2 separate regions of the Mus musculus genome follow, and region 2 is linked to region 1. The links are chromatin contacts, found by Hi-C in ENCODE. All regions are on one chromosome and are shown on one strand. Each heading gives the region's core, a stretch centred on a gene start or an enhancer-like site at or near the end of the contact. The rest is flanking DNA. Distances are from core to core; before and after follow the strand shown. Region 1 holds the start of Mef2a (myocyte enhancer factor 2A). Region 2 holds the start of Lysmd4 (LysM, putative peptidoglycan-binding, domain containing 4).

Region 1 (3,977 bases), core at 939-3,438:
AAACCAAAATAAAAACTAAAACAAAAAGCCCTTTGTTATTTACCTGTTGTGAAAACATAAAAACTATATAGAGAATTAAATTATTCTCAAGGCATAATTCAACATGCTGACATTACAATCATTTTTAAGCCTCAGAAAGCTATCCCTTTCTCTGATCACTAGCTCTTCAATTTAAAATCTTATAGGATGAGTTAAGTGCAATTTTACCTTCATGAAAGACTATGATCTTATGTGTAGCAACAGTATGAACTGAAGGAAATGGGTAAGTACAGTTGAATTTAGAGATCACCATTCTTCACAAACACTGTTTTAATACATGAATATCTCAGGAAACCTTCTTACAACAAGAATTATTAATATATAGTCTGTAAGCAAGCAAATAGCCTGTTTAAGCTTTTCAAAGTGTTTTCACGATTTTAACATTATCCTCTCAACTTTTGTAACAAGAATTAAAGTAAAAGTAATTCCAACTCAATTAATGGACAACAAATACTAATTGTATTGTCTTATACAACATACAGATATGTCTCAGTAAACATTCCATTTGTATAATATTACATTTACTATAATTTAAATCATCTTTAAGGGAACATGTCTCCCTAAAAGTTGCCGTTTACAAGACAAAATAGAGATCTCCAAAAATACACAAAAACAAAACTAAAGTGTATATACAAATGTCATAAAAGCATTGTTACTTCATCCTCATTTCCTAAATTCACAGGAAAAGAAATGTCATTTTAGTGTGTTTTAAAACACACACACACACACACACTACTTTGTTTACCTTTTCCTCAGACTGTCCAAGTACTGCCAAGGTAACATAGATTTTAAAACTGACAACTAGACTACTTAGCAGTTGCCAAAACAACGCAGCTGGATTCTTAAAGGGAAAGTACTCTTGTGTAATATACACCTAATTACTGCTTTACAGAACCTCACTGTCATACAGTAATGGATGTTTCAAGAAAGACATAAGAGAAACACGATGCGCTGCGCTACAAACTTGAAAACTGTTATACAATATTAGTTTTAAAATAGTTGTCAACACATCGCAGCAGGTCTTTCTAATTTCAATTTCTGGAATCCCAATTTCACAGTAAACATACAGGTTAGCGCGACGGTGTAGTCAGTCTACACTCCGTTGCCTTCTGGATCATGATGACAGGGGCTTCAGAGCTCAGGGACCTATTTAAGGTCCGAGTGAGCAAGAATTTGATAGTTACACTTTTCCAGGGGGAGGGGGGAAATGCTAATTCAGAAAACGCTCACCTTTCCCAAACTTGTCTGCAATATCACTGATCTTTAATCCTCAACCGCCCAAAAACAGATGACATCGAACCCAAAGGCAAAGTTTCCATCTCACCCTGAGACCTAAGGCGGGATCTACCCGATTGCAAGGAGCGGGTCCCTTCTGCAGCCCCGACTCCCAAGACCTTTTCCCCGCACCCGCAGGTGCTCGAACCCGGCCACCGCCCGGGCCAGGTCCAGACACACAACCTAACGCCGATATCCCCACGGGAGAGTTCGACCCCCTACCTCCCGCCCCAGTGAACCAACCTTCCCCCCGAAGCAGAAGTGGGGGAACTTTAAGTGCGACCACAGGGCCGGACGCCCCCCGCACTGGCGGTTTACGGAGCGGGGAGACCCCGAGATCCGCGACGCTGGAGGAATGGACCGAGTGGCTCCGCGGCCCCCTGGGAACTCCGTCAACTTTCAGGGAGGAGCGGGGCGGCGCGGCTGGGGGCCCCAGAGGTGGCGCGCACAGGGAGGCGGCTCGCGACAGTCCCCCCCGCGGGCCCCCGCCGCCGCGCCCGCAGCCCCCCGGGCTCGCCCCAGGGCACCCCGCCCCCACCGCACGGGGCCGCGCCCCTCCGCTCTCCCGAGGGCCCGGCCGCCCCACGCCCAGCCTCGCCCCGGCGCCCGGAGCCGCGCGGGCACCCCTCCTCGGCCTCGCAGCCCCTCCGTGGTAGTGCCCCCCACTCCCAGCGCGGCCCGACCCCCTTCCCAGCCGCCGCCACATCCCCGCCGCCCGCGGCCCCTCACCGAGTCTCCGCTACTGCCGGCGGGCGCGCACACGCCGCAGCCCCGGCCCGGCCCGCCACAGCACTCCGCGCCGCCCGGAGCCGCCTCCTTCAGCCCGGGACTCGCCGGGACATCCGCGCACGGATCCCCACACCGGGGCTATTTTTAGGAGTCAGGCCTCGGCCAGGCCGGAACTCGTTCTTCGCGGCGCGCGTGCGCACTGCGAGGACGTCTTGGTGTCCCTCCGCGGGCCTCGCCTCTCCCTTCCTCTCGGCTTCCTCTCTTTCTTCTCTCCCGGGCTCTCCTTTTAGGGTATATTTCTGCTCTCGGTGGGTCCTGAAGGGTTTGTCATGGACAAGACGAGGGACTAGTCAGAGAGAGCCGCGCCTTCTCAACAGCTAGCGCTGTGGCACAAGGACAAGAGGGGCGGACTATGTTTTTCCGGGTGGGTGAGGCGACAGATCACCCGGCACAGGAAGGAGATGACGGCTGCTTGGCGCCGGGGCTGCAGCCTGGAGCGCGCTTCCCTCTTTGAAGGACCGTGTTCTCCTGGAAGGGATACTGGTCACTTGATGAGGGCCTGGGCGTGGCGGGCCGGTGGCGTCGCGCCCCCGCCGCCTCCTGGTCCAGCCCGGGCCCACGGCTCCGGTGACGCGGCGCGTGACTAGTCCCCGCGCTTGGTCCGTGACCACAGCCGAGAGGCCCGACCCGGCGGGACGGCCCAGACGCCCTGTGCGGTGCTCGGGACCGAGGCCAGCTCCCCGCCCTCGTGTGCGCCGGGCCTGCCCAAACCTCGGCTCGCCACGCCCTCACTGTGGTCGGGGCCACACCTGTGTCCAGGCCTGGACAGCTGCTGGGTCACCCCCGCCGGGCCAGCAGTTGGATGCTGTCCCTGGCCACCCAATCCCAGCAGGGGCTTGGAAAGCAGAAACACCTTGAGAATGAGGCAACCTGCCTATTTGGGCTACTAATACTAGCTAGTATGGATTAGTGGTAAACTGTATCTCACTTAGTACTCACATCGCAGTGAAGTTCACCTCATTTTCTGTTCCCATTCGGCAGATAAGAAAGGAAAACTGAGAACCACTCTGACCACGCAGGGTCACACAGCGTCAGAGAAGGGCCATAAGGATCTGAATTCCTAACTACTCGACGAACTGATTTTTCTGAGGGGAAAAGATGTCTTTGAGACAGCACTTGTATTTTGTTAACTTACTGATTTTGTCCAGAGAAGGCTTATGGGGGTGACTCTCTGCTGGTCCTCACCCCCAAAAGTTGCTACCGCTGTAGAGGTAATAAGAATGTGATGGCTGGTATCCGAACCCAGAGCTGCCCATGCAATGGGCACAAACCCTCATTCGAAAATGAGAGGCTCAATTCTGTGGTTAGGGCTTTAAAACAAGTCTTTGGGGGTGGGTGAGCAGATGTGCGGAGGAACTGGGAAGTTACAAAGGAAGCTGGAGGCTCTCTGGCTTCCTCCCTCAAGGACAACAAGGCAATGTGCTGGAGAGAGGCTGACACAAAGGCAGTACAGAGATACGAGATTACCAGACACTGGAAAATAAGCCCAGGGCTTCTACTCAGGGCCTCGCTTCAGTGTTCAGGGGAGTTTGGTGGAGGGGGGTGGCAGGGAGCTGTTATCTTCCCCTCTAGCCTGTCAGGCCCTTTGAGAGGAAAAGGCCTGTGCCCAGGCTGCAGGGAGGATTTTAAAACACACTAATTCTGGTGTAAAGCAGCAAGGTATGAGGAAAGGCACGAGTGTTATCCCACCAGAAGCCGCAGCAGCTGTATTCAACTGTTCTACTCCAAGAGAATGGCTGTTCTGGTGATTTCCACTAAAACTAAAGGTAAAGGAGAGTGAAGACTAGGCCCTTCTCACCAGCTTTTCACCCTGAGAGAGAGGGAAGGACAAAGAGGACAAATTGTTTCAGAAGACATTTGACTCTCTCATAGCT
Region 2 (3,977 bases), core at 410-2,909, 150 kb before region 1:
GACAAAGTGCCTCAGACTCATTCCCACAGTTCCATAAAAGGAAAACCAAGTCAAGGTGGAGGCGTGGTGTAGGTCTGGGGGGGCTGGGGCTGCCATCTAGGCACACACCTCACACTGCTGTCTTCACACTTGAGTATTCTCCTCTATAGACTGGGATCTGATATAATCCCTGCTAGTCTGAAGACCAAATGTTGCTGGGATGATCCCTGGTGAGTGTTCAGCACACACAGCTCATGAGGTAAGAGGGGAAAGCTGGCTACAATGAGAAGCATAAACATTCATTTTCCACGAAAGGAATTCATATTCAGGCTTGCCATAGACTGACTTGTGTCCCCTTTCCTTCCTGTTGAAACCCTACCCTCTGAAGTGAGCTTTTAAGGTGGAGCCTTAAAGAGGGGACTGGGTCAGTGCCCTTGTGAAGGGCTTGGCTTAGACTCTTTAAAAGAAATAAAAAATTAAAAGACAAAACTTTCGACATTCCATGGCAGTTCTGCTTAGCCCTGGAGTTCAGAGCCATATTCAGAAAGCTAAATAGTTGGCCCCTGCTACCTTGCATCCTCTATCCCAGGAGAAGGCTGGACTTGGGAGGGGACAACATGTTTGACAAGGGTTGAAGGATATCCGAGTGGATACCTCTGGTGATGGGGTGGGTCTCCACTAACTTGGGATCAGATCAGTGGACCTGTTCATGTGGCTGGGCACCTGGCCCACTCTGATAGGTGGGACATAGCGTTCATACTTCTCAGGCAGCCTCATCCAAGCCTGTAAACTGTCACAAACCACAAATACCTCAGTGGGAAACACATGTGCTGGGTATATTAGCGAGGCTCACCTCCTGGGTTGGGGGGCAAAGTAAACAAATGTTTAAACAGATGTTTAAAGCCAGAAAGAAGAGTCCTGTGGCTAGCAGAGAGGGCCATGACCTGGTGCTTTCCTGGCCTTAGACATTTAGAGTAAGACTTTTAGTTTTATTCTAAATCATAGGAAGAATTTCTGGGCTCTTGTTTCAATGTTGATTCCCAGACAGGCTTAGCACCTTGGTTCAGCGGCCAGCCATCTGCATTCTTTGGTGTAATGCCTGCCCACGACACTTAGTTTCTTCCTTATTCATTGGATGAGTCTTACTCCATTAAGGATTTTAATCTTGGTTACAAAACAATGCCACAGGTTCTCCGCCCTTTTCCAAATAGCAGGGACGCTCTGGCTGGCCAGATGATACATATTCTCCTTTATCCAATTCTGGTCTGTGTTGTCAGGGCAACATTTCACATCCCTGGACTTCTGTTTATCTCTGGGCAGGGGCTGGCAACCATTCGGCCCCTCAAAGGATACTGGGTCGAAGATTCAGGTTGAGGCTACCTGGGTCAGGCCTCTCGAGTGGCGCACCGCCGTACTGGGTACGCTCCTGGCCACGGATCAGGACGCACATGGGTCAAAGGTCTCTCCTGCCGGGAAGAAGACCGAGGCTTAGCAGAAAGCTGTGGCCACCGAGGAGGCCAAGATACCTGGCTCAGAAGGGGAAACCGGGAACAGCTGGGATAAATGACATAGGAGCACAAGTCCAGGGTCCACGCTGGAGCCCCGCCCATCAGGGCCCGCCCTCATTCTGACCTCTCAGCACCTCCCGGCTCTGCCAGGGCCCGCCCTCCTCTGAAGTCATTGGTTGGCTCTTAGTCCCCGCCCCCGGAAGACCTGCTTTTTGCAGCCAATCGGCGGGCGCGGTGGCGGTGAAGCCTGGGAGCGAGGTACCCGAACCTGGAGCAGGGTCTGCTGGGTTGACTTGGGGGGCCAGGGCTTCTGGCCCTGTCACTGTGGGCTCAGTGGAGGGCTGCCAATCCAGGGCCAGTGCCTGTGTCCACAGAGGGCTGGTGCCGGCTTGCGGGAGTGGCAGGATGTGTATTCTTTGGAAAGTTGGGGCCGGGCCTGTTTAGGCCCAGGGGCGGGGACGTCTGAAATTTGTTTTGTCTCCTGCTTAATGACAGCCCACCTGTCATTGGAGGGAAACTGAGGCCTCTTTTGGCCGCCCCGGGTGCCAGGGGCTCAGAATTTGAGACCAGAGGGAGATACCTGAGGTTGGCTGTTCCCTTAAAGGGCCATGCAGAAGGGACCGCCAGGAATGCCTGGAGTCTCATTCCAGCCATTTGGAAGGGAAAGGTTGGTTGTGGCTCTGGCGTTTGACTCCAGGTGGCAATAAGGGGACCGTGGGGGTGAAATGAGTCCAGAATGACTGTGAGAAACGGACAAATTGAAATTTGATAGGTTTTTCCATTGCTCATCAATTAGGTCACGTCAGCCAGGGTCAAAATAAGAGAACTATGGTTGTTCCCAGCTTCTGTCCTTTCCCCTGAAGACACCTTGGGATGCCTAATGAGGTTTTTGTCCAAAGATTCTAAGTGTAAGATTCTCAGTGTCAGAGAGCTGAGAACAGTTGTCACCTCACACAGTGCTGAGACACAGTGGTTTCTTCTGTGGGCTAGGGGAAGCACAGCTGGGGGTGGGGAAGAAGGGTGGGGAATCTTTTTTGCACACAGTAAGCACTTAGGGAAAGTATGATCTTATTCTGTGTCAGTATCAGGTGGACAGGTGTGAGGATGTCCTTCTGTCCTGATGCTGTTTGTTTGATATTGGCAATATTAGGAAGTTACTAACGAGACAGTCCTCTTTAGGAAGCCAGAGGAAAATGAATAGCATTTGTGTGGAATTAACTCCAGGTCTGATTTTCAGTTAAGAGAAAATGAGGCAGAAGGAAGTGTTAGCCAAGAGCTTCCAAGGTCCAGCTGCTGTCTGCAGGACTCCAAACAGCCACGTTTACATGTTCAACAATGGCAGCGGGGACTCTGGGGACTCCTCTGAGGAAGAGTCACATCAGGTGGTGTTACGACCCCGGGGCAAGGAGCACCAGAAGAACAGCAGCCAACGGCCAGGAGCAGGCACCATGGTTCTGCTGCAGCGGGAGCTGGCTCAGGAAGACAGCCTCAACAAGCTGGCTCTCCAGTATGGCTGCAAAGTAAGCTGACCTCAGTCCCTCTGCCCTCCAGGGTTGAGAGAGGCACGGGGGGGGGGGAGGGGGTCCACTATAGGCGGGGGTCACTATAGGACCTTCCTGACCCCCATAGGCGACTAGAGTCCTCCCTAGCCAGGGCTGGAAGCTGGTGGAGGTACCCTTCATTCAGAACTCTGGGCTCAGGAAGGGTCAGTTAGTTGGGCACCTCAGTTCAGGGTGTGCTTGTCCTGTGTCCTCCACAGGGACACTATGAAACAGTGTGGCCTCTGAGCACACTGGATTTAAGGTCTTAGGGCTGGAGATGGTAGGCGGAGTCCACACGTTTCTGTGGCATGCTTCTCTCACTACTTGTATTTTCTGACCTTTGCTTGCCAGTAGCTAATCTGACTAGTAGAGTTTTCTCTCTTCTCCCTAGTAGAACTGCATGGTCTGGCCCCTGTGCTGTGCGTTTGTATAACCTTATCTTTCTCTTTAATTATGTTTTTAGCACTCAGAGTGATTAACAGTGGCAAAGTAAGTTGGAAAGCGTTTCTGGAATCGCTCTTTTCTCCCGCATTGAAACAGTCTGTTTCCCGCTGTTGACTCCATGCTATATACATGCTATATACATGCTGTATACATGCTATATACATGCTATATAGTACATGCTATAATCATGCTATATACTGGCAGAAGCTTTCACCAAGCTTGCATCAGCTACACAATTAAAAAACAAACAAACAACTTTACCTCCTAAAAATTGTCTGTGGTTTATCTAAAAAGATCCAAATGAGCAAAAAGACTGTGTGGGTGTGGGAGTCTTTCCCAAATAGAGGCTCGTCTCCAGGGACACATAGCATCTTAACATTGCACTGGCCTTTGCATTTGGGTGTTATAATCTGCTTCTCTAGGCATAACATATGCTTTATAGACCATGGACAAAAAACAAACAAACAAACAAAAAACCTTCCCAACAAAGTCTTGAAAGATAGAC

The links. A loop is a pair of places that touch in the nucleus more often than their neighbours do.
Region 2: a loop to region 1 is called in a map of heart, with 2.7 times the contacts of the local background. The contact joins the promoter of Lysmd4 here to the promoter of Mef2a in region 1. A Hi-C loop is called at or near these places in 2 of 37 maps with a recorded cell type or tissue (heart and left cerebral cortex).

Annotation. Positions count from the first base shown.
Region 1 is chr7:67,370,670-67,374,646 of GRCm38, forward strand. Mef2a (myocyte enhancer factor 2A) reads right to left here and starts at 2,189. Exons shown (of 11, transcript NM_001291195.1): 1 at 2,044-2,189.
Region 2 is chr7:67,220,885-67,224,861 of GRCm38, forward strand. It overlaps Lysmd4 (LysM, putative peptidoglycan-binding, domain containing 4), which reads left to right and starts at 1,660. Exons shown (of 3, transcript NM_175215.4): 1 at 1,660-1,745; 2 at 2,725-3,007. The coding sequence starts at 2,735. It overlaps 1700112J16Rik (RIKEN cDNA 1700112J16 gene), which reads right to left and starts at 1,574. Exons shown (of 3, transcript NR_131044.1): 1 at 1,360-1,574.